2 separate regions of the Homo sapiens genome follow, and region 1 is linked to region 2. A link is a contact called in ENCODE Hi-C data. All regions are on one chromosome and are shown on one strand. The core of a region is the stretch at or near the end of the contact, and the rest is flanking DNA. Distances in the headings are between cores, read along the strand shown.

What was found. A loop is a pair of places that touch in the nucleus more often than their neighbours do. Pooled maps may share reads with other maps.
Region 1: a loop to region 2 is called in a map of ovary, with 3 times the contacts of the local background. The contact joins the promoter of MAPKAPK3 here to the promoter of PARP3 in region 2. A Hi-C loop is called at or near these places in 3 of 168 maps with a recorded cell type or tissue (chondrocyte, naive thymus-derived CD4-positive, alpha-beta T cell and ovary), 4 of 37 single-sample maps with no recorded cell type and 21 of 50 pooled maps.

The regions. Positions count from the first base shown.
Region 1 is chr3:50,614,957-50,619,783 of GRCh38, reverse strand. It overlaps MAPKAPK3 (MAPK activated protein kinase 3), which reads right to left and starts at 2,633. Exons shown (of 11, transcript NM_001243925.2): 1 at 2,543-2,633; 2 at 2,000-2,270. The coding sequence starts at 2,218. RefSeq lists enhancers at 1,007-1,959, 1,960-2,913, 3,781-3,870 and silencers at 2,180-2,329, 2,580-2,629, 2,640-2,689.
Region 2 is chr3:51,941,113-51,943,812 of GRCh38, reverse strand. It overlaps PARP3 (poly(ADP-ribose) polymerase family member 3), which reads right to left and starts at 1,450. Exons shown (of 11, transcript NM_001003931.4): 1 at 1,105-1,450; 2 at 275-459. The coding sequence starts at 457. It overlaps RRP9 (ribosomal RNA processing 9, U3 small nucleolar RNA binding protein), which reads left to right and starts at 1,909. Exons shown (of 15, transcript NM_004704.5): 1 at 1,909-2,032; 2 at 2,322-2,404. The coding sequence starts at 1,946. RefSeq lists enhancers at 1,445-1,774, 1,899-2,547.

The sequences.
Region 1 (4,827 bases), core at 1,384-3,883, 1.3 Mb after region 2:
GGGTTAAGTCCAGTCTTACTTAAAGCTGGCACTGTGTGGGCCTACAAATTCTGGTCTCCCACCCCATCCCTGACTCACCCACAGCATCTGGACACCACAGGGGCTGGTCAGAGCTCAGTCTTGGCCCACAGGGTCAAAGCCTTGGTATTAAGAAGTGGGTCTCTGGCCTCAATCCCTCACCCACCCAGCCTGCCCTCAATCCTAGCACAGGTGGAAGGTTAAATAGTGCCCAGAGGGGGATGAAAACTCTCATTCCTCATCCTCTTACCCCCGTCTGCCCTCAGAAGAGCCACTTTTTCCCTAAAAGACTCAGAGAATCCCATTCCTGATACTCTGAAAAGCTCCCCGACCCCATTCGACTGCTGGGTTAGTGGGCAAAGAAGCTATACCTGGGGCCCAGCCCCACCAGCCCAACCCTGATCCTCTCCTAGACCCACCCGCATGTTCCCCTCCAAGGTACTCCGGGGAGACAACCTCCTCTGTTGGCCCTAGTGGTCCTGGGAAAGACACAGAGAGCTGGGTCCAGCTCCCTGCTCAGATGCTTTAAGACCTTGTGCCTTAAATAAGTCCTGTAACCTCTCCAGACCTGTATCAGGTCCTGTACCAAGTGCTTTAAATGTATAATCTCATTTCATGTTCACAACAACTCCTTATCTTTCCCCATGAATAGATGCAGAAACCTGGCTTCCAGAGTCTAGGATATCATCCAAGGTCATGAAACTGGCAAACACAGGATAGCTATTAGCCATATCTAGAGGACTCTGCACTTGGACTCATAATTAAAACTTGTGTAAAGGCCGGGCACGGTGGCTCACGCCTGTAATCCCAGCACTTTGGGAGGCCAAGGCAGGCAGATCACGAGGTCAAGAGATCGAGACCATCCTGGCCAACATGGTGAAACCCTGTCTCTACTAAAAATACAAAAAATTAGCTGGGCGTGGTGGCGCACGCCTGTAGTCCCAGCTACTCAGGAGGCTGAGGCAGTAAAATCGCTTGAACCTGGGAGGTGGAGGTTGCAGTGAGCTGAGATTGTGCCACTGCACTCCAGCCTGGCGACAGAGTGAGACTCTGCCTCAAAAAAAAAAAATCTTTTGTAAAATGAGAAGGGCCTTTGCTGTACTTCTAGCCTCCAGGAGCCACTATCCCTGCCATGCTCTACCCATCCATTGGCACAAGCTACAAATGAGTAAAGACCCCAGAGATGACAGATTCAAGGGATTCTGGGTATGGGGTGTGGCCCTAGGCCCAGAACTGTATGCCTTAAGCTGGAACCAGGTACCCGCCCCCAGCATCCCCCTGACCCCCACCATGCCACCTATATCAGCATGCCAGGTCTCCAGGGAGCCTATAGTCTGAGGTGGCTAGATGGCTGGCCCGCCCTCTGCCCAGGAACCAGGGGTGGGTTGGCCCAGGGCCTGTCCCTTTCAACACGGGACCAGCGACTCGTCAGGAGTCTATCAGCAGCCTCCTGAGGCTCCACAGGTGCAGTGGGCATCAGCCTTGTCCTCTGGCCAGCCCTGGGAGGCTCACACCACTCCAGCCCAGACAGGCAGGGGCCACAGGGAAGAAGCAGTCCCACCCAAGCCTTGGTGGGGTCTCAGCTTCCAGCAAAGGGAAACAGATCCATTCCAGTCAGAGGAGCTTCACATGGAAGGGGCAGCCAAGCTGAACAAGAGATCCCCTTTGGGCCTGAACACATGGGTCCAGCCAGAATCCCAGAGTCAGGAGTCACCCCTTCCCTGCTTCCGGATACAGCATCTCTAGCCATAGTGACTCCACCCCTTGCTCACTGGGACACTCAAAGCTTAGCTAGGCTACGCCTCAGTTTCCCCATCTGTGAAGTAGGGAGGACCACAAGCCTGACCTTACAGGACAGTATGACGATGAAACATGTTGCTGAGCATAGGAAGCTTAGCAGGGGCGCTAGACATAGCTTCACTCACAGGCTTCCGCTGTGGACCCTCCAGGATACCCCAGGCCTCAGTGAGGGCTCACTGACCTTCAGGGCACACTTCTGTCCAGTGCGCCGATGGAAGCACTCCAGCACTTTGCCGTTCACACCCAGGCCCAGCACCTGCTTGGACAACTGGTAGTCGTCGGTCACTGCGTACTTCTTGGGCTCCCGCCGCCCCCCCGGAGCACCGCCCAAGCCGGGTCCGCCGGGTGCAACTGGCGGGGGCACAGGGCCCCCCTGCTCCTCTGCTGTTTCACCATCCATGGCCCCCGCGGGGCGCTCAGAGGCGGCCCCAGCCTGGCGCTTCTAGTGGCACCTGGGGGAAAGGGGAAGAGTGAGTCCCGCCCAGACTTTTCCAACACACCCCAGCCTTGGAGCCTCTGAACTGGGCTGGGCTGCGAGCCCGGGGCAAGCTGGGAGTGCGGGACGAACGGCCTGAGAGTACAGACGTGCAGCAAGGGGCGGTGGTCGCGCGGCGGGGTACAAGCGAGCACCGCCCGGGCACGTGTCAAGAAGGGAAGGGGCCGGGCGCCTAATGGCCGCGAGGTCCCCGGAGGAGGCCGCAGAGGGGGCCCAGCGAGGGCGTACCTGGCGGCAACGCACCTTGCTGAGGTACCGGCGAGGGGCAGGAGAGGCGGTCGCGGGAGCTGGCGGCCGCAGAAATCCCAGGGCCGAGAGTCGCGCTGCCGGCGCCCACGTGACCTCCCCCCCCTCCCCACCCCCCCCTCCCCCACTCCCCCACTCCACCCCCCGCTCCCTGCGCGTCATCCCAACTTGGGGCCCCGCTAGGTCAGCCTTAAAGGGCCAGGCGGGCCCCGGCTGGGTCCCGCCCCCGAGCCGGAACAAAATAGGAGGCGTGGCTTCCCGAGGGGGCGGTTACTTCCTCGGTTTCCAGGGACACCCAGGGAGGCCCCTGTACTGGCAGTCCGCTACTGTGCGGGTCCCGGGTTTTACTCGCAACCTAGAACGTGACAGCGCAGGACGTCTTATTTCTCTTGAAAGCTCTCCTTGAGTCGGGTGTTTGCTCTGCACGCTGCCAGGTGGCCCTCCAGTATGGCTTGCTAGGCTTCCGACTTGCCTAGTGTTGGCCAACCCTCAGCGTACTCAACTTTTTAAACATGCCGAGGGAGGTGGCATCTTGTCGTTGTTGAATTCGCCACTCTTTAGTCTCTGGTGGCTCTGGGAGTCTCCAGCACTGGCGACTGCCCCCTTTTTGCAGCTCCCGCTTATGCCCTTGACTCGCTGCTTCCCTTTGGTATATACAGCATCCTGGGGACCAGAAATCCCGAGTTGCCATTTGATCAGATCCGCCAACATTTCACCTTATGGTTTGGGCTTTTGGCGTCGTGTTTAAAAAGTCTCTGTCTCCCATCCGAGTGACAGATATTCTCCATTAGCTTTCTAGTTTTGCCTTGCACATATAAGTCTCTGTTAAGCCCATCTTAGACTACCTTACGTATTTTGAGCCAGTTTTCCCAACACCGGCTGTTAAGCAACTCTCATTTCACAGATGAGGAAACTGGGACCCCTGGGGAGAAAACAACTTGTCTAGAGCCATAGGGAGGGTGGCTGTGGCTGTCTTCTGGGACAGATCTGAACTACTTGCGCACATCACATCACTCCCCCAATCCGGAAGCTGAGGGACCTGAGCGAGCTGGCTCACTTGGAACTGGGAAGGTGCGGCTCAGCGCAGGGGCTCTGCATGGGCCTCTGCTGTCATCTACAGGCCATCTACAGGACTGCAGGTACCAGGACCTCGGTTCCACTCAGAGGCGTCTTCCAGCCATCCTACTCTTGGCTCCGGAATTTAGGCCCAGTGAGCGCCTCCCCCTCAGCCCCTCTGGTTAACACACGCACACTCACGGACCCCTGGGCTGCATGTGCAGGCTCATCAGAGAAGTAGCTCTTGGAAAGATGATCTTCTGTCAATGAATGAGTGAATGAGTGACTGAAAGGGTGCTACAACTTATTAGTGGGTACCCACTGTGTGCAGATGTTGAGTGGAGATGGGGTTGGGGCTCTGCCCCTATTTCTTTCAGGCAACCTTCAAGCTAGCAGTGTTCAGTGAAGCAGGAGGCTCCAGACAATAGCCTCAGCTGGCCATAGTGAACACTTCTTGCAGACCAGATGCTGGGAATGTGCTCTCCCTGCAACCCCCTGACCTTACAGAGCCTAGAGGAGGTCACACTATCCCTTCTGCCCCACACTACAGACACACAGGACAGAAAAGCCCAGAGAGGTTAAGTGACCTGTCTGAGGTCAGCAGCTGTCATGACAGAGCCCCCATTCCAACTCCAAAGCACAACCTCAGGGCTGGGCTCTTATCCTCAAACCATGGCCTCCTCTCCTAGTCCTTTCTGGCTCCTCACACAGCCACATGTGCAAACATACTCTCACACATGTACACATGCAGTCACACCTTTACACATGTGCACACACATGCATATAACACGTATAAACACACATGCATATAACACACATGCACACAGATACACATGCACATGTGCACACACACATGCATTTATGCCCAGCTGGACCCAGGATTGATGTCCCTGAGCCCAACCTGAGAATCTGATTCAAGATCTCAGAGCCTCTTTGAAAGCCCTATGATCTGGAATCTTCTACTGCTGGGGGGAGCCAAAGAAGGCTCTCTGCTCTCTGAAGGCAACTAGTTTGAGCCTGGTGAACCTGAGGCTGAGCAAGATGTCATTCTGGTGAGCAGAAGGCTAGGCAGCTGAGGGTGGAGGCTGGCTCCTTGCCCCAGCCAAAGGCATCCCACTGAATGTTCTGTGAAGATGTCTTCTTTCTTTAAAATGGAATTAGATTATAATTGCTCTACAAATTTTATAATTGTATTTTTTAAGCTGGTCTCT
Region 2 (2,700 bases), core at 201-2,700:
ACATGGGCAAGCGCCCAGGAGACTGATGTAGTCACAGCCTTTCCCTAAGTGCGGTGGGAGGAGGCCTGCATGGGGTCTGAAGGGCAGATGTGACCCGCCTGGACCTGACGGGACACAGCCCTGATGTCTGGGGTCAGGAGAACATGGCCTTGCTCTGGCGCTTACCTGGGGGCCTTGGGCTCCAAAACCAGAACAGAGTCCTAAGGGGGTGGCCTGGGTGTGTTTGTGCTTATCAGTGGGCAGGCTCTGGGCCTGACTGGGGACTGCAGCTCACCTGGGTCCCGGGGTTGCTGCTGAGTGGACATGTTGGATCCACGCGGATTATGCGCTTCTCTGCGGGTATGGCCTTGAGGGCCTCAGCGGTGGAGCGGAAGGGGTCCTCCTCCCTTCCTGCCTGCCGGCCCTTCTTCTTCTCAGGGCCCTCAGTCTGTACCCAGGGCTTCGGCTTTGGAGCCATGGCTGTCCTGGGGCACAGAGAGGCCCTTAGGCCTCCATGGTCTCCTCATCCCCAACGACCCACTCTCAGTCCCCACCCCTGCCCTGGGCCAGCACAGCACCAACTTGCCCCACCCCGGGTTGGCCCTTCGGTGGCCTCCCACTGCATCCTGTGTCCACTCTGACGGCATTCCCAGCCCCAGACCACACCCAGCTCTTTGTCACTCAGAAACACCCCTTTCCCCAGTCCCAAGTGCAAGGTTAGGACTCTGTCCAGTCTGCCCACTCTGGTCAACAGGGTCTGCCTGGCTCCCTACCCTCTGCAGCTCACCTGTGTGTCCTGAGGGGTAGGGAAAGTGAAAGGAGGCTCTCTCTCTTCCACTTCGGGGCTCCTCCCCCTGTGTCAGCTAGTTCAGCCCTGGCATGGTTGCCGGGCCGAGTCACCGAGCTATGGGGGAGGGTGGGCAGAGGATCCTGGGGGCAGGATTCTTGGGGCCAGATTATCCTCCCGGAGCTTAGAACCCAGAGCTGTAGAAGCCCTTCCCAATGGACTCAAGAGTTCTGAGGAGCCAGAACTCCGGATCAGTGGCCTTGAACTGATAGAGGGCAAAGGCCAGTCCCACCAGGCCTTGCCCTGCCCTGCCGTGGGCAGGACCATAGGACACTCACCCAAGAAAAGCAGGGACATGGGAGAGGTCCTGGCTGCCACCCGGCCTGGTTGTGTGCGCCTCCCAGGGCAGTCCCAGGTCTAGCAACTCTCCATGAGCCTCAGGCGTGAATTAGGGAGAGAATTCCCAACAATCGCCAGAGGCCGGGGATGAGCTTGTGTGGGGGATTAGACATCGGCTATTTGGCCACCAGTGGGGTGAAGCAGAGGCTGGGGCAGGCCGAGTCAGGCGACCAGTCCCACGGACGGGTGGACACTCGATCTGGCATATCCAAGGCCGGGGCAGTCGCGTCCGTAGCGCTGCTCATGTGGCCGGGGCCTGCAGCACGCATCTGCCGGTCGCGCGGTGACCTTGGGCCCGGATACAGACGCAGCCTCCCTCTCCCCGGGGCTGCTTGGATCCCCGTTGGGTCTAGCGCCGGGCTGCCCATGGAGGGGAGGAGTCACGTTCCAGAACGCGAAAGGGCGCCGCGTCTCTGGCGCCCCCCAGCGGCCAAGGGGCGCAAACACAGAGAAGGCTCTTGCTCCGACTTCGAAGTGGGCCAGCAGCAGAGCGCAAGCGCCACAGCATCAGGCCGGAAGCGCCGTGGAGATGCGGGCTTCCTACTCGAGCCTGGTGCGGGAGCCTAGGAACTTCAGGAGGCGGGGCTACAAGCGTGCATCCTATGGGTGCCTGGGGGCGTGGCAGAGCCTGCAGAAGGACCCAATGGAGCAGTAGGAGGCGGGGCCCGGCGGGCGGTGGAAGCCTATCAATACGCGGGGTCTTGCCAGGCGGCTGGGGAGCTGGGAGGGTTCAGCTGCCACGTGAGTTCTGCGGCCGCTGCTACACGCCTGGTGGGCAGCATGTCGGCAACAGCGGCTGCTCGTAAGCGGGGAAAGCCGGCCTCTGGGGCCGGGGCTGGCGCGGGGGCCGGCAAGCGGCGGCGAAAGGTGAGCATGGCGCTTCTGAGGGCCGCGGTCAGCCCTGCTACTGGGACAACCGTCATCCCATCCAGGGGACCTGGGTCCCGGCCCTTCCCCAGCCCTTCGCCCTGGACCCCTGCTGGAGTCAGCTTCGTCCCTCTCTCCGCGGGCCAAATCCTAGAAAGCCGTTCGCTTAACCCGGGAACCACCGCCTTCCCCATTCCTGGGGTTCTGAGGGAACCGAGGGGGGGGGGCCCTTGGTCAATGCCAGGGTGGTCTGGACCCCTGACCAAAGAAAAGACCGTATAATTCCCAGGCCGACTCTGCGGGGGACAGGGGCAAATCCAAGGGTGGCGGCAAGATGAATGAGGAGATCTCCAGCGACTCTGAGAGCGAGAGGTGAGCTATTCTTTTCCACATAGTGGGAGGGAAAACTGAGTCCCATGGTGCACGGAAGACTGAGTGAGTCCGAACAGAACTGAGCCTAGAATCCAAGACTCTGTCCCTTGGCTCTGAGATCGTGGCTGTTTCCTTTAGTTTCTGGTCCTGCAAAGTCTTGTTTCTGCGAGGTCTCTGGGTGGGAAGGACCCTGGGCCCCAATCCGAGGCCATTGAGACCTCCTTAGGTTTTGGCAGGGACTGGACTGATTGAGAAATTGCAGGAAAACAGAACAAAGCTGTCAAGTATTTCTTGCA